Regions from separate parts of the Mus musculus genome. Here region 2 is linked to region 1. The links are chromatin loops, found by intact Hi-C in ENCODE. Cell type or tissue: gastrocnemius. All regions are shown on one strand. Each heading gives the region's core, and the rest is flanking DNA. Links, peaks and the distances in the headings are about the cores only. Region 1 holds the start of Gm38469. Region 2 overlaps Ano6 (anoctamin 6).

What was found. A loop is a pair of places that touch in the nucleus more often than their neighbours do. Peaks named below come from ENCODE experiments on the same cell type or tissue, not always from the same donor. Only the 100,000 strongest peaks of a DNase experiment are listed, where the experiment ranks them.
Region 2: a loop joins it to region 1, with 3 times the contacts of the local background. A loop is called at or near these places in 7 of 42 quality-filtered maps.

The regions. Positions count from the first base shown.
Region 1 is chr15:96,276,262-96,291,578 of GRCm38, forward strand. It overlaps Gm38469, which reads right to left and starts at 11,137. Exons shown (of 3, transcript XM_011245785.3): 1 at 9,755-11,137. The coding sequence starts at 10,992. The coding sequence ends at 10,249. Arid2 (AT rich interactive domain 2 (ARID, RFX-like)) reads left to right here and starts at 11,261. Exons shown (of 21, transcript NM_175251.4): 1 at 11,261-11,525; 2 at 11,633-11,726; 3 at 12,794-12,891. The coding sequence starts at 11,434. In gastrocnemius, for the core only: a CTCF peak has its summit at 7,763; DNase peaks (open chromatin) are centred at 7,066 and 8,025; H3K4me3 peaks cover 2,500 bases; H3K27ac peaks cover 1,864 bases.
Region 2 is chr15:95,926,138-95,941,454 of GRCm38, forward strand. Ano6 (anoctamin 6) reads left to right here. Exons shown (of 20, transcript NM_175344.4): 9 at 1,387-1,492; 10 at 5,646-5,706; 11 at 15,073-15,215. Among named protein-coding and RNA genes, the nearest start is that of Gm41389, 22 kb to the left of the region's middle. In gastrocnemius, for the core only: no CTCF peak of the experiment used is centred there; a DNase peak (open chromatin) is centred at 6,329; H3K4me3 peaks cover 1,003 bases; H3K27ac peaks cover 2,153 bases.

The sequences.
Region 1 (15,317 bases), core at 6,215-8,714:
GTATCTCAGTCCTGTCAATGAGAATAAATTTTGGTAGCCACGTGTACTTTCTTTCATAGGATGGCAGAAACAAACTTGGATTCTGACCAAGGATACGGGCAAAGTTTTTATTATAGGCTTGGAATAGCATTTTGTTATTGAGAATCAATCAGGAATATAGTTTGAAGAGATTATGAAGTTCTACAGATTTATTCAAAGCCTTAGCCATATCTCTGTCTAAAATGCTATAAATTATAACATCTAGTTGGGATTCTACTGAAATTGAAATTAATCATAGTTAAGTAACATGTTTTCTATTATTTGTCTCCATAGTTGAAGTAGGCTATGTTTAAATGAACAGTTGTTTACTGCACACACCACACACACTGCACACATGCCATACGCTCACATCTTCAGCAATTAGACTGGACTTTTTAAACATTAGATTCGTTACTGAGTCCCACATAAGGGAGGCTTTCCAGGTTCTCAGGGCTGCTCCTCACGAAGACTTCCTGCCTTGCATGTGTGCTTTAAGATGTCATCTCATCTTTTAAGTAATTTTAGGTAATCTAGAACACTACATGACATTCCCCACTAGTCACCAAATGAGAGGTCCAGTCTGATGCAGTTCTGTCAGTGGGAAGACTAACCAGCGCAGCGGGCTCCTAATCCTGGACACCCCGGCATGGAGAGCCCACCCCATGTTTTCCACGTGACCAACTAGGCTTCCAGACTCATTTCAGGAGACTCCATCAAGAATCAACCACAATTTTAGCTACAGCAGAGAAGTCTTGTCTCTGCCATATTTGACAGTTCTTAGTAAATGCAGCCCAACCTCGGCTTACACTCTTTGAGGCTGTCTACTTCTGAATCAAGTACTTTCTGAAAGGAACTTAGTCACTTCTTGAAAAATAAATTCTTCTTGAGATCTGTCACTGTAAAGGGAACATAGGAGGAGCATGGCAATCAATCCCCAGCAGCCCGCCATGCGTGGGCACTGTGCAGTCAGAGGCTACTTCCTGCCTCCAGCCTTAGACTACTGGTGCTGCTCTGACAGAATGTCCACAGACTTACAAACAACAGACATTTGCTCGTCTGTGTTCAAGTCTCAGCAGTAAAGCTCAGGACAGTGACTCATCCAGGGAGAAACAATTTACCTGCAGAGCCCTTTGCTGTGGAGCTCATGAGGGAAGGGGTGGAACATGCCAGGGGCTCTTGTACAAGGGCACTAGTCAGGAGAGCTCTGCTCCTGTACCTCAGGTTCCCAAGGCCATTTCCATACCTCCAAATGACACCACCTCTAGTTTATCAGCTTGTGAACTGGGGGGAGGGACAGACACACAAACATTCTCTCTCACCTGCTAAGTCTCTGCTCGCTGGAGCCACGCACATTTGGCTGTTGGACCGGGAAGCTCCACGGTTGGGATTACACTTTCATGGGGAGGTTAGAAGAAACAACATCAGCAGCGCAACAAGCCTTTCCCAGTGTCTGCGGACTCCTGAGAGGATGGCCAATTCACTACCATCCTCCAGACTGTGTAGCCAGCTACGGAAGGCAATCAATGGCAAGGGCTGAGGGCTATGGCCCCTAATTACTACAAGACCAAAACCAAATCAACCAACCAAACCAACCACCGAATGGCCTTTTTCCAACTTGCACTGGACTCCATCTACAACCTTAAGGTCTATGGGCTGCTGTCTTAGATATTCCACAGTTATAAACTGCGCAGGTGCTACAGTCACGTAAACAATGCTAACCTGAGCGGACGTGGCAGTCATAGTATGAAAATGCAGTCTGTAGTCGCGGCTCATGGTTGTTCCTGGAACACTGGGAAAGAAAGCCTTAATAAACAATGTCTACTCGGATTCTAAGATAAACTGTTAGCTAATAAGTCCTGCATTATACAGCTAATAACTTTAAGATTATTCAATAATTCCTTAAAGATCTTTTAGTCTGCTCTTCCATAATTCCATTTTTATTTGGTAATCTTCTGTCATTTTCATGGATCAATGATTCTGCTTAAACATTTATATACTTTTCTTTAAATTATAAATGTTTTAGATAAATATATCACTGACACACATTTACTTATCAGCTAATCTGAATCTAGGAACCAGATTTTATCAGCTAGACAGAAGGAACTTTTAGTAGACAAAGCACTGGTTTGGGAACTGTGAAGCATACAGTAAAATATTTACCTTTTATGCATGAGCCCAAAGTCTAAGTTAAGTCCAATGTGTAAGCCTAAGTATTATTGTTGGAAAGAAGGACATGTTTACTTTCAAACACGCCCTTTTCTTTCTTCAGCAGGAAGTGCACCAAGGGAGACATCTTTCCTTTTTTTTTTCCTGTTTTTTTAAGACAGGGTTTCTCTGTGTAACCCCGGCCATCCTGGAAATTGATCTGTAGAGCAGGCTGGACTCGAACTCAGAGACCTGCTTTCCTGCGCCTCCAGAGGGCTGGCATCAAAGGAGAAAAATCTTAATGTTTTATATATAAGGTATGGTGGATGCTGACTACCTCTATCCATAAATGCACGAGTTGTTGGTTTTAAGTCATCAAGAACTATTCATGTAAGGATCTAAATCCTCCCAAAGGGCACATCCCACTTACACACTTGAACATGTTTGAGTGGCATGGTGGCACACACCTGTAAGTCCAGCACTGTAGCAATGATGGTCTCTTGTGGAATGTGTAAAAGTGTCACCTGTCAATAAAGAGCTGAGTGGCCTGTAGCACAGGCAGGAACAGCCTGCAGCTGGAACATCTGGCAGAATTATAGGAACTCTGAGAAAGACTGAGGTGCAGCAAGATTTACTACCTGCACTCAGTGTGAAACTGAGGCGAGGTAACCGTATGTGGCAGATATAACACAGAGTAAATGGGTTAAGTGAGTTACAGGCTAGTTGGGGAACAAGCCTAGCTTAAGGCCTAGGCATTCATAAATAAATAGTCTCAAAAACTCAAAAACAAACAAAAACTACTAGGGGTATAGATTAGTGGCAGAGGGCTCAGCTACCAGATAGAAAGCTCTAAGTTCAAGTCCCAGTGATACAGAAAACAAAAATGCTGAAGTAATATGTCAAAAAGCCTTGTGAACACACATACCACACACACACATACACACACCCCTTAAAAAAATACCTAACAGACTACTATCGCTATAGCTACAAATAACTTTAATTTTTCTTCAAAACCTATATTTAATGATGGTTCTTAAATGCTTTAACCTCCCTTGTTGCCCACCACCTACCAGAGGTAGTGGAAAAGAAAGGGTACAGGGGAAGTCGACTTGTTTAGAAAGGGTTCTTTGGAGCAACTCCCATCTGTGTTGTCTGGAAATGGGCAGTTCAGTTCACAGGTCAGCAGCGGCAGCTCGATCCACTCACAAACAAGTCACGGCTACATCTCGATCCACTCACAGACACATCAGGCTACACCAGCTCTCCAGTTTGGTAGTCAGGATAGCAACCAGGAATCAGCAGCAGTGGTGGCTTAGCTGAGACAGCCAGGCCTCTGCTTCAGCACGAGGTAGCAGGAGGGACCCGGAGGAATAGTTCCTCAGCTGTGCCTCTCAGAGAAAAGCAAAGATCAGTGAAGACTCTCGAGACTCACAAGGGTTGCACAGCTAGCTCTACCAGCAAGCCAAGCTCAGCCTGTCACTGCTGAGTCCTTTTTACACTCTCTCCAAACATCACTCGTCTTCCATGGATCTTGCCTCAGCTGACATCACTCAGCCAATCACTGGGAGTCTGCGGAAGCGGCAAGAAATTGTAGCACACCACCAGAAGCTTGTTAACACGTTTCTCTCTATGGAGTTCCGACAAATGCAGCTCCACTATGCAGTGTAAGGCGGACCACTACATGCGTGTAGTTAGGAAAGAATCCTTCATCCCGTGCCCTTTCCCTTGCTTGCTTTAGCAGACCATCCTTTCTCCTGTGTCTGCTTCAGCCAAACGTTCCTTCTCGAGTCTGCCTTAGCCTTTCACACCTCTGTCCACTTCAAATGAACTTCCTTCACCTGTTTGCCCTGGGAAACCACCGTCCAATTGACCTTCCAAACAACTCTGAAGTTTCCACCTCAGCTACATTGCCAGTTAAGGGCAGCTGTGCTGACACGCCCTGTAATCCAGCAACTGAGCCGTTGAGATGAGATTATGGAGTTCAAGGCCAGCCTGAACTACACAGTATGAGACCATGCTTAAAAAAGGCTTCAACTATACACCGGGTCACAGACAAGGCACAAAAACTCGATGAAAGCTAAAAATATCTACAAAAGCCACTCTGGGCTAATGCTCCATTGCAAGCCTCAGATGCCACAGCAAACAGCAGCAGCTCTAACAGTCAAAGCACTGGAACACTTGGTTGAATGTCACCCATACATTGTCCCTGATAAAACAATACTCATGTCATTCTAGTAGGCATACCCAGTTAGTCAAAGAATGAAATGTGAAATGACCTTTTGATTCATGTAATCCTTTATACAAGTTTTCCAGAGGAATAACAACCAAAATAATATCTAGGCTCCTTTAAAAAGAACTTTAAAGACTATCACACAAATGCATGTCTGCTAGTTTTCACTATTTCCACTAAGTGGTTTTCCTTAGCGAAAGCTTCAAACTGCTTTTTTGCAGGAGGCCAACACCATTTCAACAGAAAGACTCCTGAATGATCTTCTAAGCTTCTTATGTCTTTGTCATTGTCAAGTAGCTTGAACTTTATACATACTACAGTGCCCTCTGAATGACCACACCTTGCTTCCCAAGGCTGGAGGACACCTCCAACTTAGACACGGTTAGCTCCGAAGACACTGTAGAAACCCACACAGAACAGAGCTGGGGAGGGAGGGAAGGAGCCCAGGCGTAGTAAATCCAAGCCAACCCCATGGCTGTGGCCATGGCCCTGTTACTATCCAACCCGACCCGACGGTGTTACTAGTTCTGTGGCCTCAGCTCAACGGAGCAGACAACACCGGGCTTGGCAAATGGCAGTGTTTAAGGCACAGCCGCTTCCATGGGAATAGAGTGAAGTCTCAAAGCAAGGGGGCATCACCCAACCTCTTGTTAACCCCAATATCTGAGTAAGAAATGCCTTTAAATGGGGTTCAAGGAAACAGATGCTACAAACAACCCATCACTAATTACCAATGCTACCTGTTGGCATTTAGTCTAGGCTCCGCCCACGGTTACTTAGCAACAGCCAAGTGTGCCTGACTGCTTGCCCCCTCCTCTCTCTTGCTCTTTCTTCTCTTGTTCCTGCTCTCTTATCCTCTTCCCCTCTCCCCATTCACTTCCCCCTCCACGTGCTCAAGGTTGGCTTCTACACCTCTTCTCCCTTCCTCTCAACTTTCCATGCCCTAAATAAACTCTATTCTATATTATCCCGTCCTGTGACTGGTACCTCAGAGGGAAAGGAATGCCTCAGCAAAGGCCCGCAGAGGCATGGCCTTCCTCCACATCTTACAACGCCTCCACCAAACACATCCCTGGCTTCTCCTTCTTTTTATAAAACACAACACTACCTGCTATCGTGATCAATATTGATAATAAAAGGGAGTTTGCTTTAAAACTATCTTACAATACTATGAAATCTGAATTTCTGTTTACAGTATACGCCACTAAGCTTCCATTCTGATGCTAGAGAAAAACAGATAATCAAGGTCTTTGAGAAACAGAAGAGTTAAAAAGATTCAATTATAAGTCACTATCACTCTAACTCATGTAGTCAAAGAAAAACTACAGCGCTCCATGAATCCTATTACACAGCTCTGCACTTCAGCTTAATTCCTGTTTTATTGTCTTGCCAACATGATTGCCAATTCCTTAAGCTTTACAGCTAGTCAAAAATTAAGTCTGCATTAAACACAAAATTAATATGTCTTTGGATTTAATTTTTTAAATTAATAGCAAAGTGCAATGTAGAAGGGAGTCAATGTACCAAAAAATTGAAACAGAAGATAAAACTCCATCAAAACAATGCTCAGTGTGTGTGTGTGTGTGTGTGTGTGTGTGTACAACAGTCACTGAACATTCCCCTGCTTGCCGCTCCCTTAAATAAAGTTAATTATTAGACCCATGGATCTGCGTTTTCAGAGACTATGATTTAAGTGCTTATTATGAACATTACACTTTGAGTAATCACTAACCCTGTGATCCCTCTGTTGATATGATGCCACGATGCTATTTTATACAGAATTATATCTAATTGTCCCCCAAAATAACTGATTTACCTTGTCTGTGACAGGGTCTCACAATTGTAGCTCTGGCTATCACGGAACTCACAATCCTGTCACAGTAACCAAGGCTGAGATTTCAGCCGAGAGCTACAACCCTGCCTGAAATTGAATTTCAAATGTAACTCTATGTTAAAAGATTCTGGTTAAGTACTGAAAACTAAGAATCCTATTGTGTAACTATTTCATGATAGCCTCCACGGCTGCAACACTGATTTCTGGCCGGTCAGACTCTTCTTCCTTCTCCACCTCTTGACCAAGGCAGGCATTCGACCGCTATTTACTTAGTGGGTTTGTAATCAACACTGACAATAAATAGCTGCTTGGCTTAGTATATATGCCCTCCCAAATGTAGATGTTATTAAACAGAATAAACAAAGTATTAAAATGCTAAATGTATAATAAGTAGTTTCAGTGACCAAAAAAGAAATAATTAAGAATGCATAAATGTATTCCATTAAACTATCTGAAAAATCTCAGGACTAGAAAAGTGACTTAAACATCTAAGGCCAATGCCCTCTGCCAAAACCCATGGGGATGCTACCTCCAGGGTGTATTATTATAAATGCATACGATTTAATATTCTGGTTAAATCATTTTTTTTTCAAATTGAAAGCGATCATTTATTTTTAAATAAAATTGCACTGTTCTCATCTACAGACTAACTTCTAATATTTAGTGAAAATGAGAAAAATGTCCCGCAGCTTACCAGATCCTTTTGTGTCAAATCACCTGGAAAGCTGGCAACTGAAGAGCCGAGAGCGCCTGTCTACATTAGCGCTGTCCTACTCTGCAGAATAGCTCTTTTCCTCCTTTCCTTTAAAAAAAACGTTATTCATTCTGCCAAGACTCACCACCAGAAGGGAAAGGACACCTCTGTTATTCGAAGTTGTGATCAAATTTTCAGAGAGACAAGTTGGCACACAGGTACAACCGCAGCAGATCCCAACAAAAGCAGCAAGCCACAAAAGCATTCTCTCAGCTCACTAAGAGTTCTTAACGTCATCTTCAAAGAAATGCCAATTTAACTACAAAAGTCTTCAACCAACCAAATCATTTCTGTAGACCTTACAGTAACCCAAAATCTCAAATTGAGCTGACGTGCCCAGTCTTCACCTAAGTTAATTTGCTCCTTGAAATCCCATGCCTGACATGAATAATTTGAAATTGGGTGGGTTTTTTTTTTTTAATTTTTTTTGACATGCTTTTTTGAAAAGGAACTTTTATAATTCGTGATGAAGCAGACAGATGGTATGGGACAAAGATCTACACAGCAGGAATCTCTGACTTGGACTTGCAGTCACTACTAAAAAAAGATAGACATTTCTCCTAGCATAAAGTCTTTGTCGCATTTCTCATCAGAACAGTAAGCTGTACTGAGGTTTGGACAATGTTCACTCTCGCTTTAATGTTTAAGGGAATGCTTTTCATTAATGCTTGAAAGCTCTGAGCTATATTGTACTTTACATCAAATTAGTTAGAGAATACCTATTGTAAAACTGTCAGCACATCTCTAACACGCCTTGTGTAGGCTCCACCTGCTCTATGCTGCCCACTATTGGGAATGTATTATGGTAATAAGAAATGTGATACTACCCACCGGGGTTACTTCAGTACAAAAGCATAAAAATATTCTCCTGCGGCTTGGGTGAGTGCTAAGACACAGACGGCATCCTTGCGAGGGATAAAGACTGAGCAGTCGTAGCTAAACTTATCAAATATGGTAGCCATCAGTAGGAACACACCGGACCAGGAACTATGTTGTGTTCCATGGGCCAGCAGCACTCACAGGGCGGGGCAGAAGATGGGCTGTGGAATGTGCAGAAGGCGACTGTTCAGTGCTCAGACGGAAATATGCAGGTGCCATCATAGTATCTCAACGAGTCACCACAGAACCACACAAGCACAATGGCTAATGCAACTGGAAGATGACACAGAAACCCAGATAAACTCCCCTCTGCCCTTAAGTTTTCCTTTCCAAGCAAATAACCAGATGGCTGCTTTTGGTCTCCTATTCCCTCCCCCCCCCCCCGCGCTGATTTCAGGAAAATTGAACTGCTCTGTGATCCATCCGATAACATCAACTTTTAGGTTTGTATTCACTAAACAGAGACTAGTCAAAGTGTTAAGAATTTAAATTCTATCCATCAGTAGACTTCCGTTTTGAGGATTACACCTCTTCTACAGAAAGCAACCCTAAAAAATTCCTGGAAAAGCTTTAAAAGGTTAGATTCCCTCCAAGCCTTTGACACTTTCTCTGAAAACCAAAATTGCTACTAAGTACGTGTGTGGATAGACACACACTCGTAGCATTCGCTGCCTTCCGAGTGTCAGCCTCCCCCTTGTAAAGGGCCGACATGTCATCCCTCCACTCTGCTCCTGGACCTGACAATCAAAGCCAAGCAGGCCAGTCCGCCTGCCTGCCTGCCCGGCGGCGCAGGAGTGGGGTGGAAGGACGCTCCGACGTCCACCTAGAGACATCAACAACGTACAGTAGTCCCAGGTTGGGCTCCGACGACTTTAAAAGTCAGGGCTCGTGCCGCCTCCGTCCCCACGGCGCCCGCGGCTGCAGGGCCCGTCCGCCGGGTCGCCTTGGGCCGCCACCGCGGGCATCGCCGATTCCGCCGCGGTCCTGGAGCCGGAAGGCCCTCCGCGGTCCCCGCGGGCGAGCGCGCACGACGACGGCGGCGGGCCCTCCCGGTCCTCGTCCCTCCGGATCCGGGGCCCGCGGTCACCCCGCCGCGAGTCCAGTCCAGCCCACCCCGCCTCTGCCTTCAGCTACCCTTCCCGTGGCGCGCGGCCTCGCTCGGAGAAGACGGAAGAGGACAGGGCGCGCCGGGCCAGGAGTCGCCGACGTCCTTGGCAACGCGGTCCTTCCCCCCCCCCCACACCCCACGCGGGCTTCCCCCCCGGGTCCGCTGCATCCTCGGCGGAGGTATTCCACGGTGACGGGTCTCTCGCCTCGCGCACAAGATGGGGCCCGGGGAGCGGCCGCCCGGCGGATCCATGGGCGCCGCCATTTTGTGAGGCGCGGCGGCCGGAGCTCGGCTGTGTGTAATGGTTGCAGAGAGTGACCCCCCTCTAGGGAATCCCCGGCGCTGACGGTTACGCAAGGGGCCGTGCGCAAGTGCGGAGCGCAGGGAATCCGCACAGCCCGGCCAGCCCGGCTCGCCGCTGCCCTTGAGGCGGCGGGGGAAGGGGCGGCCGCTGGCCCAGCCCGGCTCTCCCCACCAGCGCGCCTCGCCTCGCCTCGGGCCCGGCCGGCTTCTCCTCCTCCTCCTCGGCCAGGGTCTCCGCCCCTCACAGGCTTGCGAGGCACTCACTGGTCCTCGGGTGTCAGGAATTTGCTAGCCACACCTTATCCCGACCCCACTGAAGACATAAACTTTACTTGGGAAATAAACCCGTTTCCTAGAGTGAGTACCGGAAGCACGCTCCGCTCTATTACATAATTCTCTCTTTTTTTAATATACTCCTCCCCGTCACCCGATAGGTGCTCCCATCGGAAAGACTACCTGAAATAAACCCATCCAGACTCTTACCAGCTTGTGACCTTGGGCTAGTGACTTTGCCACTGGTGGCTGTCTCTAAAATGGGAATCCTAGTAGACCAAAGGAGAAGCATGAGGCTCTCCACATTTGCAGACCGGGGAGGGCTCCAACACCCGGGTAAATGCAAATTTAAGTGGTACTAAAAAAAAAAAAAGATACAAATTTTGAATTCCCTATGTACACATTTTCTTTTTTTTTAAACTGAAAGGGAAAAACATTTTGCCCTCTTTTTCAGATACTAGTGCAAAAAAAGACCTAAGCAGTGTTATTCTCAAAGTTGGGAGGTTATTTCCCAACAGGCGCGATTACCGTTTGCGTACCTCCGGGTTCGGTGCACCAAACCGACCAAAAAAGGGAGGACGAGTGAAAAGCCTTACTCTAGCTCCACAAAAGTAGGGCAGGCAGTTTCCAGCCTATTCGATCCTACAGTTTGTCAAAGTGAGTTTACGGCCCCATCATGGACCATGTGCTCGGCGGGCTTCGTGCTAGCACGATGAAGCCCGGAGGCCAACGCCTCCCGCTAGCAACGTCTCCAGAGGGGGCGAGCGGACTCGTCCGCGGCCGCCGGGGCTGCGCCGAGCGAGCCTGCTTCTCAGTGTGGCCGGAGGCCCGGCGGGCGCCGCCGGGGACGCGAACATCGCCTCCACCCCTAAGCCCGGAACAACCGGTAGTGGCCGTTTCCCCGCGCCGCCCCCCTTTCCGCCCGCTTTGTGTGCGTGTGAAATGTGCTGCACATTGCAGATGAACCCTAAGCCGGGCGAGCCGAGTCTATTGTTCCCCGCGAGGAGCCGCCGCGACCGTGTGGAGCCAGGCGCAGTGCCGCGGCCGGCCCTCGGGGGGCGCTGTGCGGCGCTGGCGGCCCGGCCGTGGCGGCGGCAGCAGAGAACGGGAGGCTGGCGGGCAGGCAGGCAGGCCGGCGGGCGGCGCGCAGCGGCTCGGCTGCCGCCGGAGCCTGTGCCCGGGGACGCCCGGGCCGCCGCCGCCGCCGCCGCGCGTGAATGTGTGCGAGGGCCCCGCGGAGCCGCGGCCCGGATCCACGCTGTCACCCCGCTCTCCACAAGCCACCACACAGACCTCCCCCTCCCCACGCGGCCCCGCCTGCCCCGGCCCCGCCGCGCCGCCGCCGCCGCCGCCGCCGCCGCAACTCCCAGGCCTGCGGCCGCCCGGGCCCCTCGCCTCGGCTCGCCCGGCCCCCGGTCGGCTCGTGCGCCCCCCGGCCGCAGCACCATGTTGAATCGCGTCCCCGGGCCGAGCCGCCAGGGCCGGCGGCGCTGAGAGGCGGCCCAGAGCCGGGCCGCGGGAGGCGGCGAGGCAGGGTGGGGGCCGCGCTCGCCCCGCGGCTCCGCGCCCGGCCGCCCGTCGCCTGCCCCTCTAGTTTCGCTCCCGTTTCTTTAAACTTTTTTAGAAATTCCCCTCCCTCCGGCCCTGCGCTCCCCCTGGCCTCCCGCTCCCTCCTTCCCCTCCTCCTCGCCTCCTCCCCCTCCCTCCTCCCTCCCTGCGCCGCCGCCGCCGCCGCCGCCGCCGCCGCCGCCGCCACCGCCGGCCCATGACTGAGCCCCGCCACCGCCGGCCGAGGAATGGGCTCCGGGCGCTGGTAGGGAGCGCGGGGAGCGGGGGCCGCGTTTGAACCGCGATCTGGGTTTTTTCGGGAGACCTCCTTTGGCAAAATAATGGCAAACTCGACGGGGAAGGCGCCTCCGGACGAGCGGAGGAAGGGACTGGCTTTCCTGGACGAGCTGCGGCAGTTCCACCACAGCAGAGGGTGAGAGCAGGACCGGGGGGGCAGCGCCGGGGCGAGCCGGGGCGAACGGGGGCCCGCCGCGGGCGCGGGGTCCCGGTGACAAGTGCGGGGCTTTCTGTCGCCCGCAGGTCGCCGTTTAAGAAGATCCCTGCGGTGGGTGGGAAGGAGCTGGATCTTCACGGGCTCTACACCAGAGTCACTACTTTAGGCGGATTCGCGAAGGTGAGTGGAAGTTTTAATTTGTATTTCCCTCTCGCTGGCCTGCTCGGAAAAGTCTGCTCCGACCCGGGAGCAGGCGCCCGGGGTCGGGGGGGCGATCGGCGGGACACACGGCGTTCTCGGCGCTCGCAGCCGGTGGCCCACGGAGGCGGCCGGCGGCGGGGCTGTTTTCGGCCTGGTGGCTCGCGTGCGCGCGGCGGGCGCGGGGCTTGGGCGGGCGGTGCGGCCCGGCGGCGGGGAGCGCCCTGCCCGGTGTCCGGCCGGCCCCGCGGGGTCTGAGCGGCGCGGCGGGGAGCGCGGGCGAGTGGAGTGCTCGCCCGCCGCCCGCCGAGCCCGCGGCCCGCCCGCCCGCCCGCGAGTCAGCGCTGCCGCCGCCGCCGCTGCCGCTCTAGCACAGGCGGAGACACAGAGACACACAGACTCTGAGCAGTTTTCGTGCAACTCAAAATTAGCGCGGGCAGGTTTAACATCGATAATCGGCTGCGAAATGATCCCGGCGGCCGGGGGCACAGCCTCGGCCCGCTCGCCCTGGCTTTCTACAGCTAACAAAAGAAAGCAGGACCTGTCTGCAAATAGCCATCTTAGGCTTCAAGGCTAGGCAGAAGCTGTAGGCCTCAAAGAAGGGCCTATGGAGATGGATAGATCTGGGAGAGGGATCGGAGTCGGCCCCGGCCCCGGCCCCCCCAGAGCTCGCGGACGTCGCTGTCCGGAGCAGTATTGATCCTTTTGAACTTTTTTTTTTTTTTTTCTTTACTGCAAACGGACCGCGTTGAGATTTAAAAGGGGGCGACAGAGGGACTTGCGATTGGTTATTGTCCGGGCTTCAAAAACAAAACAAACCCACCAACCCCCCCCCAAAACAAAACAAGTGCTGCTAAATACAGGGCTCTCTGATGAAAACATAGTGATTCAAGCAGCCCTGGCTTAGTAACTCTCGTGGGTCGACCCCAGACACCCACTGCTCCTTAGGTGTCTACAGATCTCTGCAGAAGGGGCATTTAGCTTCCAGGTTAGGGTAGGTTTTTCTTGGATTGGGCACTTTGAGACAAGTGTGCCTGTGTTTTTAACAGGTTTCTGAGAAGAATCAGTGGGGAGAAATTGTTGAAGAGTTCAACTTTCCCAGAAGTTGTTCCAACGCTGCCTTTGCTTTAAAACAGTATTACTTGCGGTGAGTAGTGGTGACTTTTCCACAGTATTTGGAAACGAGGGACTTAGGGGCGATTAAACAACAACAAAATCTGCGCTCTAACCAGTTTTCCAATCCCTTGTTAATTGCAGTCTGAGAAGCATTTGCTGTCAATACAGTGAGATGGTAGGAGGCTGACGTTCTCCTCAGGTTAAAATACAATCATTTATATTTTTCATACAAAGTCATTACAGGCGACACCCCACATCCTACCTTGTAAACATTCTTTTGTGACATTGTTATTGACTGCTTGATAGCCACGGGGGGGGGGGTGTGGAGGGGGGACCGGACAGGAAAGAAGGTGCTTAGTAAAAGACTTGGGATACTTAATGAAACTTTGTAACCTGTGGGAGAGAGAGTTCCCCCCACCTTCTTTATTTGGAAACTCCTTAGCCGCCCATAATTCTGGCTTTTGTGGACTTTTTGTTTGTTTGTTTGTTTTTTTAAAAGAAAACTTACTGCCTGGAACTGTTCCTCAGTGGGTTTTCAATGGGATATTTTTACATAAATAATCTAATGAAGATACCTTGGCTGATCAGAATTAACTTTTGAACTCTTTTGTTGTTAATTGAATTTTTGAGAAACTTAAAAATATCCAATATCTTTAGGAATATGGGGATGGTTTGAATCTGGGTATTACGGTTGGATTTTTTTTTTCATTTCCTTAAATTTTGACTGCTTACTCAAGAAAGTAAATTTCTTATTTTGTTTATATGATTCAGTCTAGATAATGTATTTTGTGACTTAGTGGTTTTTTTCTTAGGTTTGCTTCTATACTTTCATGTTGTACTTTATTTTGAAGGGAACCTTTATTTTTCCTTGATTATCCACAGTAACCTTAGTTATTTAAAATGAAAATAATGCTCTTAATATGTCTAATAAGTATTGTTACTGATGATATTACAAGATAGCATGTTTTATATTTGTAATGTAGCTTGTGTATAATTGGAGTTTTGTATTGCTTCAAATGCGCTAGTCACTCTGCATAGCACTCAGGATTCTGAAATAGGAAACAGGGTAAATTGCACAGGTGCACTTCCTATTGGCTGCCTTAGATTGACTTCAGACTTCTTGCTGAAGAGTTGACAGCACTTGGCAGTTAGTGAGTTCCATAGGCACTCTAGAATATACCAGGGTGAGAGTGTGTGTGTGTGTGTGTGATAGTATTAGGTGTCAGAGTACCTTGTTAAATAAAAGGATAAAGTAAAAAAGAAATTTCCAAGCCATTGACTTAGTAATAGAGTTAGAAATAAAAATTTAATACGGAGTGATAGTCATTTGATTATTTCTGTTTCTAATAGTTGAGAGGATTTGAGAGGGTTGTGATAATACAAGTTAGGGCTTTGTACTAATCAATTCAAACACAGTTGTAGTATTTTGTATGTTTTAATTGTATATTTTAAAGTTAGGCTTAGTCTTCATTAAATGTATAGATTAAAATTCTGTGTTCAGTGCTAAATGGTATATATGGCTGATGAGATGTATATTTTTTCTGTAAACTTTACATTCATCTTAACAATCTTCATATAATTAATGAAGTACCTGGACTGCTTTTCTTTTACAAAGTGTAATTATAAGTATTTTGTTTCCTGTTGTCATTCCTGTCTTGGGATTATGTCATACATTAATTGTACTTATGGCTACCCTTTTTAACTGGATGCTTTCAAGATTGTTAAGTATTTACATTGTTCTTGGGTCAGCGTGGGCCTTGTGTTCTTATTAGAGCTGTTTTGAACTATGTCCTTAGCTAAACTTGTTTTTCCCCCATATGTCACTCTCCTGCTTTGCTTTTGTGGGGCTGTAGCTAGGCTACTGAGAAAGAGTGGAAGCATTTGTTTGAGAAAATAAAACCATGTGAAGATTTGCATGGCTTGCAAAGAAATAGGATGGTCAAATATTGGGTATTGCCAACCTTGATAGAATTTCCCAGGTGTTGTATTGCAGTTAGAGGATATATATTATGTTGGGGATATATATATACATATATGTATATATGTGTGTGTATATGTATGTATGTATATGTGTATATGTATGTGTATATGTATGTATATACACACACACATATATACATATATATATGTATGTGTGTGTGTGTATATATATACACACACTTTCCTCTAAAAAAAATCTAATTGGCAAACCAGATATGGAACTTTTCAACAGTAAATTTATTTGTTAGCTGTAATAACGAATGCCTTCTCAGTCAGGCATGGGAATTGGTGACTTGGTGAGTTAGCTCTTTGCTAGATCAGATTTAATACCCTAGTTTCTGAAAAGCAGTTGATGCGATGTATTTTGGTAGGTATCTTTTGATTGAGTGGGTTTTTGGTTTTTGTTGGTTTTTGATTCATCTTTAGATAGCATCTCTGTCTATGTGGCTCAAGGGGCAATCCTCCTGCCTCAGCATT
Region 2 (15,317 bases), core at 4,880-7,379, 350 kb before region 1:
TAGAATTGACTTTTATGTGACACAATGGGGCTTATTTGCATTCATGTTCTATCATGTATCATGAATTGAGCTGTCTGTTCCTATTGCCTAAATCGGGGGCCAGATCTTTGGATATAGGTAGGAACCTTTGCGTGTTTTATTTTATGCTGCTGTTGGTGGTTTAGACTGTGTCAGCTGTGTCTAATTGGTCTGGTATGGACTTTGGGTCTTCTGTGAGATTTGTAGAGCAATAGAAAAAGATCCAGCAAGAATCCTGATATTCCCCACGCCCTGCCACCAAACAATTCTGAAATCATAGCGCAGATCTTCCTCACTGTATATGACAAAGTTTTATAGTATTTTTTCATATAAATCTTAATACATCTTTGATTAGATTCATTCCCAAACACTATACTTGTGAAACTACTAAAAAATAATAATATTTTTAAAAATGTTATTTCCCAATTGTTTCAAGTGGATAAGGAGAAAATCTCTTTTTATTTCCCTGTGTATACTTTATATATTAATTCCGTGTCCACAAACTTTACTAAAAATGCTCTTATTATCTCTGGGTTCAAGGTGAGACCTAATGCTACGATAAATACTAGGATCTCCCTGTCTTGAAAAAACAAAAAATAAAAGAAATAAACCAAACAAACTAGGATCTGTGCAGGGGAGCGGTGTGGTCTTCAGTTGCTCATGGAAGCAGAAGTAGTAATGTGATTCCCACATCAAATTCAAATAGCAACTGGAGGGGTTTTATGGAGAACGGTAGGGTCCTGGGTGGTGTGCGGAGACAGCTGGGACCTGTGACAGGCTGTGGTTTCCCTCCTGCTGGTGTTCAAAGCCTTACATTGATGGGCTGTCTGTGCTTTACAGATCCAAGCAAAGCCATTAGGAGGACCATTTCTCATAGCCCTGAGTTAAGAGAACGCTTGGACATTGTATGGAATTCTCAAAGAATTAGTAAAAGATATTACATTAAAATATGAGCGCCGGAGAGATGCCTGAGTGGTTAAGAGCACTGACTGCTCTTCCTATGGACCTGGATTCCATTCCTAGCCCTCACGTGCTGGCTCACAACCGTCTTATCACTCCAGCCCCAGGAGGATCCAGTGTCCTGGCTTCTGTGCATATGGTGTGCAGACATACATGCTAGCAAAATACCAACAGAAATAAATAAAAATAAAGGCTTAAAAGATTTGAAATATGTTTTAAAAAAACCCCAATTTTAAAAGAAAGGATGTAGATCATTGACTGTTCTGTGTGCTTTTAGAGTTTCTGATTCATAGGTTTCATTTCAGTTTTGTTGCTTGTCATGGATGGACTCGGATTTTATCACGTTGATAGAATATGAAAGCCTCTTTCTTAACGTTTCTGAGTTGTTTTATTTCTTTTTTTCTTTAGCAAAGAGGTCTGTGATCCTGACATCGGTGGCCAGATCCTGATGTGCCCCCAGTGTGACAGGCTGTGTCCGTTCTGGAGGCTGAATATCACCTGTGAATCTTCTAAGGTAACTTTCAGCATTCCAGATGTGTGCAGAAAATAGTCACTTTAGCATAGCATATAGAATTATTCTCCCTCTGAGGAATGTATAAAGGACTTTCATAAATGAAGTTTCCCCCACGCTGGAAGGTAGCGTCCAGTCCACATGTTTATTCTGCATTTACAGATCATAAAGTGACAGTGACCACTTCTCAGAAGGCTCAGGGGAAGTAAGGATGTGGTGGGCCTGAAGCTACCTAAGGAACTCAGTTAATCCAAACGGAAGTTCCAAAGTCAGCTTGAGTAGAGATTTTGTTTTCTCGAGGCTGGGGGCTGCCCTTCCATGGAGCTGTAGCCTCAGCCATACGTGTACCATTGCAAGTGTTTGCATTCATTCAAATGAGTAGAAGCCTAAAATGTGTGCTTGTAGATTTGTACTTAAAAACCCTGCAGTTTGTACAGCTTGTGTTTTCTGCTTTCAGCACGTGCAGACACTCTATACCTTTGGATTTTTTAAAGGCTCTTCTGCTCATATTTAGACTATATCTGTTACTATAAAAGGAAAGTTTTGTATTTTGATGATAAAAGATGCTTGGCACAAAACATCCTCACAAAACACTGCTGACACCCCGAATACTGGCTGGTGGGGTGAGCTCTTAAGACCCAGGAAACTTGGGTCGAACCTTGAGACAGGAGGGAAGTGTGCTGAGAAGCTGTGAGCTTTGACAGACAGCTTGACCTCTTAGGACCGCAACGTTTCAACCTGTAAAGTGGGAATGATTCCACCTACATCATAGGCGCTTTATCTCTGGATGTAAAGAAATAGCCTGTCACAATAGACTACTGGTCTCTGATATGAATTTTGTCTTGCCATGGGAGACCAGGAATCGTGTGTTCCTGGAGCATTCTGACATAATCTATCAAAGTCTGTCATTTAAGAGTAATGCTAGAGTATTAATTTCTTTTTGAACTTTATTTTAGACTTATTTATGTGAGTACACTATCGCTGTGTAGGGCATTAGATTCCCAGGACAGATGAGATGGTCATGAGCCACCACGTAGTTACTGGGAATTGAACATAGGACCTATGGAAGAGCAGCCAGTGCTCTTAACTTCTGAGCTATCTCTCCATCTTTTATACTTTAATTGTGTGTGTGTGTATGTGTGTGTGTGTACACAAGCAAGTGTTAAAGTGAGAGGAGAAATTTTGTGGAGTTGTTTCTCTCTTTCCTTTTTGGAGAGGTTCCACATCACAGACTTGTGCAGCAAAGCAATTTTTCCTGCTGAGCCATTTTGAGAGTACTCTTCAGTGTTCTTATACTGATTACATCACCTTTGACACATAGCACCTGTGATGTAGGCAGAATCACTCTCCCATTTTACAGGTTGAAACACTGAGGCCATGAGAAACTAAACAGCCTGTGAAGCTCACACAGTTAGGAACTGGCAAGGACAGGAGCTACAGCAGATCTGCACTGCCCACCATGCCACATTTCTCACAGACTGGTAGCACTGGGCACACAACCCTGAAATCCAGATTTGTGTTTGAAAAACTTTCCCCACTACTAGTTATGATGACAGTGGCACACTGTCAGCCTAATTGATTTCTATACTTAACTAAGATTAAAGAGGATTTAACTGCCTGTCCCTTGAGCCAAGGCAGTGCCCAGACTGAACTAGAAGACTGTGCAGTGATTAGTAAGACTCAAGGAAGCCGCTGGCTGATGGCTTTGGACAGATGAATCACAGGCAGTTGTTAGCGCATTTCCCCAAGGCTCTGCACCCAAGCAGTAGCCGTGTACCCACGAAGCCACAGTGGAAGGTCTGCTCTGAAGACATCCATTACACTTCCCTCCCCTCGCCACTTCATTCCTTCGGCTCTACCTACAGTACCTTAGCTGAGGACTTTCAAGTGTCTTTCATTGTTCGGGGTGGGGGTTGGGGTGTGTGTGTGGTGGTCTTTGGTTCTGTCATGTTTCCTAAAGGATTTCTTGAATCTTGTGGGAGCCATTTACAAAGCGAAGGACACATAGATAAGAATCGGAGAGAAAGGATGAAAGGGGTGGGGTAAGGGTGAGTGGGGTGGGGTAAGGATGAGAGGAGCGGGGCAAGGATGAGAGGGGCGGGGCAGGAAAGATGTTTCTGATTTCTTCCATCCTTATTACATTGATTCACTTACTGATTTCTGCCTCTCCTCTGAAGAGCTGTTCACTTGTGACTCCAATAAAATGCTGACTTGGGGCTGCTCTTAATGTAGCCTCTGGACCACTGTGCCAGCTCAGCTGCCCATCAAGATAAGCTAGGCTTCTAAGCAAGCCTGTACCTTACCATCTCCCCTACTCCTGCTTCCAAAGGGCTCTCGGGACAAAGCAGAGAGAGGCCACATATCTACTTAGTAGCATGGCAGATTCATCTATGCCCAATCTTGCCCTGGGGTACCAGGCACATCCCTCACTGGGAACTAGGCAGTTGGCCTGACTTGTATCAATTCCAAAATGGGAGTGACAGTGGATGGGGTCTTGAGGAAGGAGATTTCACATGTGGGATATTTCTCACGGCACTTTGTGTGAAGCTATTTGCTGTAAATGGTTGAAGGACATTTCAGAGCAATGGGTCCCCAAAGGCAAAGAGAAAAGATACAGAAAGCATCATTGGTGGGACATCCAGGCATAACAAGTATATCTTCCTTCACCTGGAGATTTTTCTTTTTAAAGAGGGGTTGTCTCCTGAAACCATTTAGAATCATGCTGTTCGGGTAAAGTTCACATGGATGAGGGAGGCACTTGTGCCTGCTATGGAAACCCTGAGGATAAGAATGTAACTAGATACATAGTTTCTGATCATAACTAGATAGTTTCTAATGAAAATAAACAATGACTGTGTTCGTGAAAATGACACAGCTTTGAATATAAAAGGCAACTGAAACAAAGAAACCTATCTCGGCAGAGTACACTTCCCACTTAGAAACACCTTTGAATGTCACAGTTGTAGAAGTTCCCCTGGATCCTCTTCATGGCCCCCTTATCCCCTTTACTCTTCCCATGGCCTCTGGTAAAACAGGCAGACAGAACCCACTGCTCCCACTTAGCCATTAACTTTGTGAGTCCTTCCTTAAGGAAGTTTTTAAGTGCTCACAAATGAAAAGATGGTAACTGTGATGGTTTGTATATACTTGGCCCAGGAAGTGGCATTGTTTGAAAGTGTGGCCTTGCTGGAGTAGGTGTGTCACTGTAGGTGTGGGTTTTAAGTCCCTCATCCTAGCTGCCTGAAAGCTATTTTTCTCTTAGCAGCCTTCAGATAAAGATGTAGAACTCTCAGCTCCACCTATACCATGCCTGCCTGGATGCTGTCATGATAATGGACTGAACCTCTGAACCTGCAAGCCAGTCCTAATTAAATGTTTTCCTTAGAAGACTTGCCTAGGTCATGGCATCTGTTCACATCAGTAAAACCCTAACTATGACAGAAGTCAATTAGATTTTTTTACCCAGCCAGTCATAAAGGCAGGCAGCTAGGCTATGTATCCATCACCAAAGAGGTGGAGTTTGGCAGCCGTGGTAGCTCCGCCTCAGTGAGACAGTAATCCTTTCTGGTAATTGTACCAGTGCCATCAGCAGAAGCACCTGCATTGCCTTGATCCCACTGAAAATCCTCATCATCGCTTACAGATGCAAAGCCTTCCTCGGGTGGGTGGAAGCAGAAGGCTCCTGGAGGAGAGCCATCACTACATAAACTCAGCTTTGTATTTTTTTTTTAATAAGGAAAGGAATATTTCTGGAATTTATCCTCTGAGGGGACTGAGACACTGATAAGAGGCAAACCATAAACTTACTTAGAGGGCACTGGATCCTTAGAGCCGTTCGCTACGTTCTCCCACTCACTCTGACAGCTCATAAAAGAGGCTTTAACGGCCTGCAATCTTAGCAGATGTGCCTAGTCCTTTATCGCCGTGTGGGAAGATTCCACTGGAAAATGTACTCAAGGCTCAGACGGCGAAAGCTGTTTGCTTTTAAAATGCGAGAAATTCCATCTGTGGGTATGTCATACGTGTGGTGATTGTTAAACCAGCATTGGGCTCAGCAAACACTGCAGGCTGCAGAGTGTACGAAGTGTTACGTATTTGCTGAATTTCTGATAAGTGAGGAATTGATTTATTTATGCCTTGCTGCTCTGTTTTCCAGAAATTGTGCATCTTTGACAGTTTTGGAACCCTGATCTTCGCTGTATTTATGGGAGTGTGGGGTAAGTTACTTTCAGTTTTCTCTCAGTTTGATGGTGTCTGTGCAATTTTGTGTAAGCTATTAAATTCATGTACTTTTAGGACCATGTTCTGGCTGAACCTCCATTCCTCCAGAGCTTTGCTGGTAGTTGTCATTCGATTTTACTGTATGAAAATTTACCTCAGAGATCCATGGCTTCAACCACACACGGTTTCATTCTTTTTTGTTTTTGTTTTTTTGTTTTTCTTCTCTCAGTTCCCTGAGTCACACATGGCCTGATCTCTGTGGTGAGCCATTGGCTTCTCTGTAAAGAGGTGATATAGCAGTAAGAAGCCTGGCCTGGTCTGTGGGGTTCCAAATGGTGTCACCCTCAAATTATCTAGCCTAGGATTCTGTATGGGTCTTCAGAGATACAAAAGGACGCAAAGGACCACAGACCTCAATGGGTTTGGCATTAAGGTTATTATTGACATTTATTCTTTGAGAATGTCATACAATTAAATCTGGTCATATCCACCCCCTGCTTCATGTCTCAAGTTGCCCCCGATCCTCCCCACTGCGTCTTCCTCTCAACTTCATGTTCTCCTTGTCTATTCTGAAATAGCTCACTAAGCCCAGTTGGCGCTGCCGGGGTGTGCATGGGCTCTTGGCCAGCTTCTGGAGCCTAGGCAACCCTACCTCTGGCCAACCCTCCAGAGGAGAATGTGTCTCCTTCCCCAGGCAGCTGCTGAATGCCAGCAGCTCCTCCAGTAGAGATGACTTTTGTGAGCTCACCCCTAGTCTATGTTGTAATTTGGATTGGCTTATTGTGGGCAGGTCTGGTGCAGGTAACCATGGCTACTATGAGTCTGTGTGTATAGCAGCCATGCCTTATCCAGAAGATAATATTTCATGGTACTCTTCCCTGTCCTCGAACCATTAAATTCCTCCCCTCCCGATCCCCCTCTCCTCTCCCTCCTCTCTCCTCCTCCCCTTCCTCCCAGTCCTCCCCCTCCTCCTCTGCAGTGATACCTGAGCCTTGGCAGGGGTCTGGTAAGAGATGTCCCATTTAGGGCTGAGCACAGGGAAGCAGCTTTACCGACATGGAGAGCATCCTAGAACTATGGGTTTAAATTAAATGCTCAGACAGCTTGGCTGCATGGCCATTTAGCAAAGTCCCAACAGTAGGTCCCACCTTAGGGATTATGATCGCCTCAGGTCTGGGCTCTTAGCTCGGCTTAGAGTACCAGGCCTGACTTCTGTCCTGTGCAGCACACCCCAAATCCAATCAGAAGGCAACTGGCTACCCTATAAAAGTCATGCCACAACTGCACCCTGGGTACCCACAAGTGCAACAGCGACATTGGGCCCATGATTATAGTATTTGCTAATGTCCTGGCAGCTGAAGCAGCAAGGCAGGCATCCGAGCCTGAGGGATGGAGTGGAGGAAAGGACCCAGGGGTGTGAGTCACTGGAGGCCATCACTGTTGTTTCGGTGTCCGTCGTCTCAAATGCTAAGAACCAGAGCTCCTCTTTCCCCTGCCCCTCCCCCTCTCCTTTGACTAGACAATCACAGGAACCTCGTTAGTCCCCAAATACAAAATCTACAATAATCCAAAATCCCAGTGTTAGTGTAAATCAGCGCTCAGCATGTTTCCATATTCCAGGTTGGTAGATAAGGAATGCTTATTCTTAGACTATAACAGTCCCCACAGTTAGAATTCAGCCTGGGGCAGGGGCAGCAGTGAGGAACAGGAGAATGCCCGTGAGCTTGCTTCTTTTTATAGTTTTATAGGATCGGAAAGTTTTTAAGTATATTTCACTGTGGTAATAATAGCCAGTTCTCTGTAATAGAAAAGATGCGATCTTGACGCGTAAGTTCTGCCTAGAAACTGGATGTTGTTTGTCCCTTTTAACGTGGGTAGCATCAGTAATATAGCGAGGAAAGCATTTCATTTAAAAGCAGATGTCTGAGTGTTTGATTGGCGTAAATACTCTAACGTAGAGGAAAATGTCCCACCATCAAGGATACATGCATTCGATTTCCACTTGTGTCTTGTGCATTGAGATCAGCAATGTCAGGTCACAGGAAAGTGTGGGGAAGAAACCAGGCCACACCTCTCAGCTTGAAAGGCAAGTCTTTAGTGTGTGCACACACACAGAGTTGGGGATTGGGGTTCCTTGCAGGGCAGGTGGTGGCTTTACCTGTGAAGGGCCACCGAATGGTACATTGTACCCTTAAGAGATACATTGTACCCATGTGCTGGGTGGTATAGAGAGAATCTTACACATCTGGATGGATGTTATACCTGTCAATAATAAATCTGACCACTTGTAGCCTAGGTAGGAAATAGAAGGTGGGAGGGACACCTGGGAGGCAGAAAGAATTCTGGGATAGCACAGGCAGAAGATCAGCCTGGGAAGATGTGACAAGACAGGTGCAGGGTACCTGAGCACAGTTAACCAACCAGCCATGTGGCAGAATGTAGGTTAAATTAATTAGGGTATTTTAGTTTTGATCTAGTTAGAGCCTAGCTATATGGCCAAGGTATTTATAGATATATTTTTGAGTCTGAGTCTTTATTTCTGGGATCACGGGACTGGGAGTAAGAACTGGGCCTAACTTCTACAGGGTGGTGGTGGCTGGCACACGCCTTTGAATCCAGCACTCTGGAGGCAGAGGCAGGTGAATCTCTGAGTTCTCTGAGTTCGAGGCCAGCCTGGTCTACAGAGCAAGTTCCAAGACAGCCAGGGCTACACAGAAAAACCCTGTCTCAAAAAAAAAAAAACTATAAATAAATAGCAAACCAACCTCTGAGTGGCAAGGAGAGAGGGAGAGAGAAAAGACTGACCTGTGGATACTGTTCAGGGACACCGAAATCTAAGGTGACCACACTTACCCAGTAAGAGGCCCTGTCCTTCAGACACTTGGCATGTTTTACTGGAAACCATGCACTGAGAGATATGGCACAGAAGCATAGAGCAGGCAGGGGGTGCAGCTCAGCAGGAGGATGCTTGCCTACCGTGCCTACCATGAGTGACGCTTTGGGTCAGATCCATGTATTAGGACCCTCTGTGTTGCCCTCCACTGTTGTAAATACATCACCTTCCTCCAGTAGTAGCCAGGGAGCTACGCACGTAGGTCAGTACTCTTAATGTTGTGTGAGCCACAGCTTGTGATCTCTACAGCTCTAACAGAAGACATTTTAAGTAAAAGGAAAAAATATATATTAATTTTGATGAAGGAAGGACAAAGCCCAAATTTCCCTAAGTTTCCTCTCTCTGATCGTTAACTGCACCCTGGTTGTAGAACTGTCATGCATCAGGCTGTCTGCCAATCCTGTCTGACTTTAGGATGCAGAAAGCGTCTCTGCTTTTTGCTTGTGGTATCGTATGTACATCTTTAAGGATATCCATCTGATGAACTCTCTAAGTGCTTTACAGCAGTTTCCTCATTACTTCTGCCTTCTGAGGACTACTGCTGTGAACCTCATTACAGAAAAGTCTGAAATTGCAGAGTCGAGGCGGCAGGAGGCTCTGAAGTCATTGCTAGCCTCTGCCAATCCTGTGGCAGCTCCTCCCGCACAGCGTATCTGGCACGGACTAATTCTCCGTTCTCTAGATGGAAATGGTAAACGTTGAGGGCGGAAAAGCTTTTATAATCTTATATAGTACTAATCACATACATACCTAGAAATAGCCCGCATTTAGGCTGCACCAACCTGGGAGATTTGGGGGAATTCGTGGGATCCTAAGCACAAGCTGTGGTTAAAACAAAGATTCTGAACACATCCCAACCTCATTTCTCCTTCCCTGACTTTCCCTGGCTTAGACATGTGGTCATACAATACCATTTTTTAATGATCACATTTAAGGGAGAGTTTTAAACAAGGTGTAGTGATTTCTGGGAAAGATCCATGGACTCAGAAAGCGCAGCACCCACACTTGGGAATCAAGAAACTGGTCCCTGGGCCGGAGATGTTCCGGATGCTCTCGCTTCTGTCTCTGTTTCAGGGACATACAACCATGGCTAATGAGCATTTTAAGTCATTTCTAGTACCCCAGTGCAAGAGAGTCTGGGTTAGGAAGGTGGAATGGGGCGAGAAAGCCGATTTACCATATAGAACATTGTACATAACGGCATCTGAAGAGTTTTAAGACTCATGGCAGAGTCTGAATGCATCCACCTATCAGAGTTTATGTCTTGCCCTTTTATGTTACAGAATGTAACACTATACCACGCTCAACAATTTGGTTTTTGTGTGTGTGTGTGTGTGTGTGTGTGTGTGTTTGGGCATCTTTATCCAATACATACTTTCTTAGATAGAATGCTGTCATAATTAAGATAAGATCCATGCATCACCCCCTCATCTCTTATTATGTTGGTGGGTACTGGCAGAATTTTAACTGCATCTAGTTGACCAGAGCGGTGGTTCTCAGCCTTTCTAATGCTGAAACCCTGTAATAAATATAGTTCCTCCAGATGTTGTAGCCCCCAACCATAAAATTAATGAATTGCTACTTTATAACTGTAGTTTTGCTACTGTTAGGAATTGTAATGTGGATATCTGATGTGCAACCCCTGTGAAAGTGTCACCCCTCCCACCCCCAGGGGGTTGTAACCTACAGGTTGAGAGCCCCTGGCCTAGAGCCTCCTGGTATATGGTGTGCCTGGGTACTGAAGTACAGTGGAGCCCAGCTTGTTATATTGCAGAGACATGGAGCAAAAGATACAGGATAGCAGTTCCTCCCATTTGGGACACACTGCATATTGAATAACCCTGATAACTCCCAGGAATACTCCAAACATTGGGTAGCTGCACCCCATAGAGTTCTCGGCTGTGAACAAAAATGAAGACTCTCCCTCCATTCTTGTAACCCCTCGGGGCTTACCTTCAAGGTTGAGACTCTAACAACCTGGCCACTTGCTCGCTTCATATCCATTCACTTCCAAGGGTGAACTGCCCAAGAAGTAGGCAGCTTCCAACCCTTGGTGCCAGGGGTAGGGTTAGGTAGCTGCTACTTTCTCCTTAGGAGTTGGTTAGAATTGTTCATGTTGCTTTTTGAGAGTAAAGGTATCTTCATGAATCCTCTTCCACTGGTAGAGTTGTTTCATGGAGTCTGCGTGCATGCCATGATTTTAAAAGTGAGAAGAAGGGCAGGTAGCCCGTGACCACCCAGACAGAAAGTGACAAGCACAAAATAAGAGCTCTGTAGAAAGCTTGGCTTTTCCCAGGCTTCAATCGGTGACAGATAAAGTGTAAGCCACGCATGATGGCCCGCCCTTTAATTCCAACACTTGGGAGGCAGAGGTGGGTGGATTTCTCTGAGGTTCAGGCCCACCTGGTCTACATAGAGATTTTGAGGACAGCCAGGGCTACATGGAGAGACCCTGTCTCAAGAAACAAAATGACTACAACAAAAACGTTCATTAAGAAATTTGCAGCTAGGTTCTTAGAAAGAGGCAGAGATGTTTGGTTTCATTGACTTGATTACATTTTGATGTGATTATGTTTTGTTTAGGGTTCAGAAAAGTAGGGATGGGCAAAGAAATACTTTCTCTAAGCATCCTTGGAACTTTCTCCAAGGTAGATCCTGTTCTAAGACACAAAGCAAGTCTCCACACGTCTGAGAAGATTGGAATAACCGTAGAAAAGAGGTGGGACAGTGTAAAGGCTTAGCAGAGGATCCATGGAGAGTCCCCATCCCCGGTTTTAGGCCACTTACTCATCAGTCTGGCTCCAGAGGATCCAACACCTCGGGCCTCCACCAGCACCTGCACGCGCAGTTTTAAAAATAATGAAAATAAATTAAAAAACCAAAAAGATAGACTCTTGAAAATCAAACAACACACTTTTGATTGATGAATGAATAGGTCATTGAAGAAATCCAGAAAGAACTCGAAAAAGTTCCTAGACTCAAGTGAAAATTAAAACACAGTCTACCAAAACCTCTTCAGTACAATGAAAACAGTTGTCAGGGCATTTATAGTTGCAAAAATATACATAAAAAATATAGGAGAGGCTGCAAATAAGTAACTTAAGGTACCTTGAGGGCTTGGGGAAACAAAAAGAGAATCCCCCAATCAGTAGACAGAAATAAATTAATTAATTAAATGAGATACAAATTAATAAATTAGGGAGAAAAACAAACAAACAAAAACAAAACAAAACAAGGGGGCTGGAGAGATGGCTCATCACCATTAAGAGCACTGACTGCTCTTCTAGAGGTCCTGAGTTCAAGTCCCAGCAACCACATGGTAGCTGACAACCATCTCTAATGGGATCCGATGCCCTCTTTAGGTGTGTCTGAAGATAGCAACAGTGTACATAAAATAAATAAATCTTTAAACAAAACAAAACAAAATTCAATGAAACAAAGCAGTGGCCCAGGTCAACTGACATAGCAGAGAGTGGGGCAGTGTTAACTGGGTGCTCAAAGATGACTGGTCCCTTAAGCCAAGGTTGTAGGGTACCCAGTTTCTGGCACATTCCCTTCAATGTATGCAATCAGTGCATTTGTTAAGCTCAGTTGTGCATCTGTGAACAAGACATTCCCTCCCCCATGACAGTGACAGGTAGGCATGGCAGACCACAAGCCTAGAAGCAAATATAGACCAGGCTTACATGTTGCATGCGTTGACGAAAAGAGGGTGCTGACAGGAGAAATGAAGCGCTGTTTGTGAGAGGGCGCACTTTACCAGAAGGACCTCAGACTTAGGAGACAGAGTGGAGTCAACTTCTGGCATGGGGCATGCTTGGCAGAGTACTTGGGTAAGTTGACGTAGGCCTCCGTGGGACTGTGTGGATGTTTACCGAGGGGCTTTAATTCCATAGTCACCCTAAGAGGGTTGACCCTCACACTCTCAAGAAGTGTCTGTCACTTGAGGCTAGCATAGCTCCTGTGGGTTGTCACAGCCTGCTCCACCCAACAGCCTAGCGTCCTGAAGGTATTTATCCAGTGGCAAGCAGTTACCTCATCTCCCCTTAGGCAAGTTCAAAGACACTGAAGGCCTGACCATTTTCTCACCTTCAGTGGGTGAACTGATTCTAACTGCCCAGGCCATTTCTACCACTGACTAACTTGTTGGTGAAGTACTCAATGCAAGCCTGGGAACTGGGTCCTTGAGCAAAGTGTTGAATTCTTGCTCCTCCAGCATCCTAGCTTTTCCTCCAAGCCTCAGGCTTCCCACTCTGCCCTGCAGCACCAACTCTCAACCCTAACTGCTGATTGGAAGACAAGAAACACCCGTGCTCAGGCAGCATCCCTCCTTCCAGACCTGTTAAGCCAGAAAGACTCTCAGGGCTGGTGCCTGTGCTCAGGACTGTTTTAAAGCCCCCTCCCCACCACCACCACCCTCCTAATTGCCTCTTATGTGCAGCCCAAGTGAGATCTGCCACTGTACACACCTCATTTAGCCATCCCTCCACTCCCAGTCAACACTGAGGACTCCTGACTTGGCTGGGTCTTCTCATTCCTCTAGACTAGACACCTGCCCACGGGCACCTATTATCACTTACTGTCTTAGTTACTTTTCTATTGCTGTGATAAAACACCATGACGGAGGCAACTTACGAAAGTGTTTACTTGCGCTCACTGTTTCAGAGGGTTAAGGTGGCAAGGCATATTGATGGCGAGCGGTAGGCATGTTGGCTGGAGGAGCAGCTGTGAGCTCACATCTTGATACGGGAATAGGAAGCAGAGAGAGAGAGAGAGAGAGAGAGAGAGAGAGAGAGAGAGAGAGAGAGAGAACAGAGCTTACTGGGACTGGCATTGGCTTTTGACACACCAAAGCTTGCTCCAGTGACACACCTCCTCTAATAAGGCCACACCTCCTAATCCTTCCCAAACAGTTCCACCAAGTAGGCAACAACTATTCAAATGTACGAGCCTGGGGGATCATTCTCATTCAACACCCGCACAGACCCAGTGTCGTCTTTCCCGTGTGCCCCTACACTACACTAGGATCAAGGACTCTGCTCAAAGCAGAAGCCTGGCCTGCATTGTCCTCTTCCAGCCCCTTCATTACACCTTGCATCTATCCTGTCAGCTTCAACGTCCTTCACACGTGCATCCTTATCTGGTGTTACCTACAATGTAGGTCCCCCTGTGCCTGTGTTCACGCAAGACCACCACCAGTGCCCCCTCCCATCCTTTGTTAAACTCCTGGCTCCTTTTGGGGTCTATACTATTCTTTGTAAGGCGCCCTCCTGCGTATCTGTCACTTGGCTGGCCCATCTTCCTCATCTTAACGCTGCAGTCAGAGCCTGGCTGGAAAGCACCTGGTGTCCTGGCCTCCTTGACGTGGGCAGCTCGATGAGGAAGATAAACCTTACACCTGCCATCTTCCTCCCTGACCTGATCATGTCAGTCATCCCAAGACCTCCATGGCCCCCTCCTCTGGAAGTCTGTCCCTGGAGGTCTGGAAGTCTACTGTAGTGTTTTCAACCTTCCAGATGCTGCGACCCTTATACCATAAAATTATCTTGTTGCTATCTCATAATTTTGCTACTGTTATGAATTGTAATGTAAGTATCTGATGTGCCAGATATCTGATATGGGACCCCTGCAGGGGTGTGACCCCCAGGCTGAGAGCCACTGGTCTGTTGGCCAAGTCTAGCACCATCTGCTCTTGCTTGCTCTGCTGTGCCTCCCATCTCCATGCATCACATCGAAGTCCCTTTTTCTCTTTCTTGTTCTCAGCCTGTAGTGGACACGTGAACAGTCATTGTGAACAGAACCATGGTAATGTCAGAATGTTTATGTGAGAAAGGCTAGAGACAGTGCACTAATAAAAGGGCCTAGGAAACTGACCTGGAAGCCATATCTCCATTTAATGTTTGACAGTTTTAGGGTTTTTTTTTTAATTAGATATTGAAAAATAAAGATGCCTAATTGCTTCATGTTTGTACAAAATTGAGAAAGAGATTGGTTTTCCATGTAAAAATATTGTTTTAGCTCATTTAGAGGGCACTAGAATGTTCTTTCTAGCCCAGTCCCAGGGGGAGGGAGGAAGAGGAGTGCGGAGGACATAAGGAAGGGCTGAGCCATGGACCAAGCTTGAGTAGGGGATTACTTGTGTGTTCAGTTGACGAAGTGTGGGTTGCAAGCTTTGTGTCTGACTTACACACTTGCCTTCTGACCCTCCCTGTGGCAAGCTTTGTGTCTGACTTACACACTTGCCTTCTGACCCTCCCTGTGGCCCGACTCAGAACATCATGTTTTACAGTGTTTGCAAATTACTAACATTTTCATTTAAAGAAAAAAAGAAAGAAAAGCACTTCCTGCCTTTTAAATGTTAGCATCTCCTATAAATAGACTGCACTCAGCACAATGAGGAGTGGTAATTCCCAGCATGGAGTCTGACACCAACCTTAAAGAGCCACACTGTCCTCTTCTCTCCTGTCAGTTACATTGTTTTTGGAGTTTTGGAAGCGGCGCCAGGCAGAGCTCGAATATGAATGGGACACCGTTGAGCTACAGCAAGAGGAACAGGCCCGGCCAGAGTATGAGGCCCAGTGCAATCACGTGGTGATAAACGAGATCACTCAGGTACGTGTCTGTTCTGCTGCAGTGCAGTGCTCTCCTATCCCTGCAGGTTCTCAGCAAGGGGATGCAGTGCAGTGCTCTCCTTACAGGTTCTTAGCATAATGA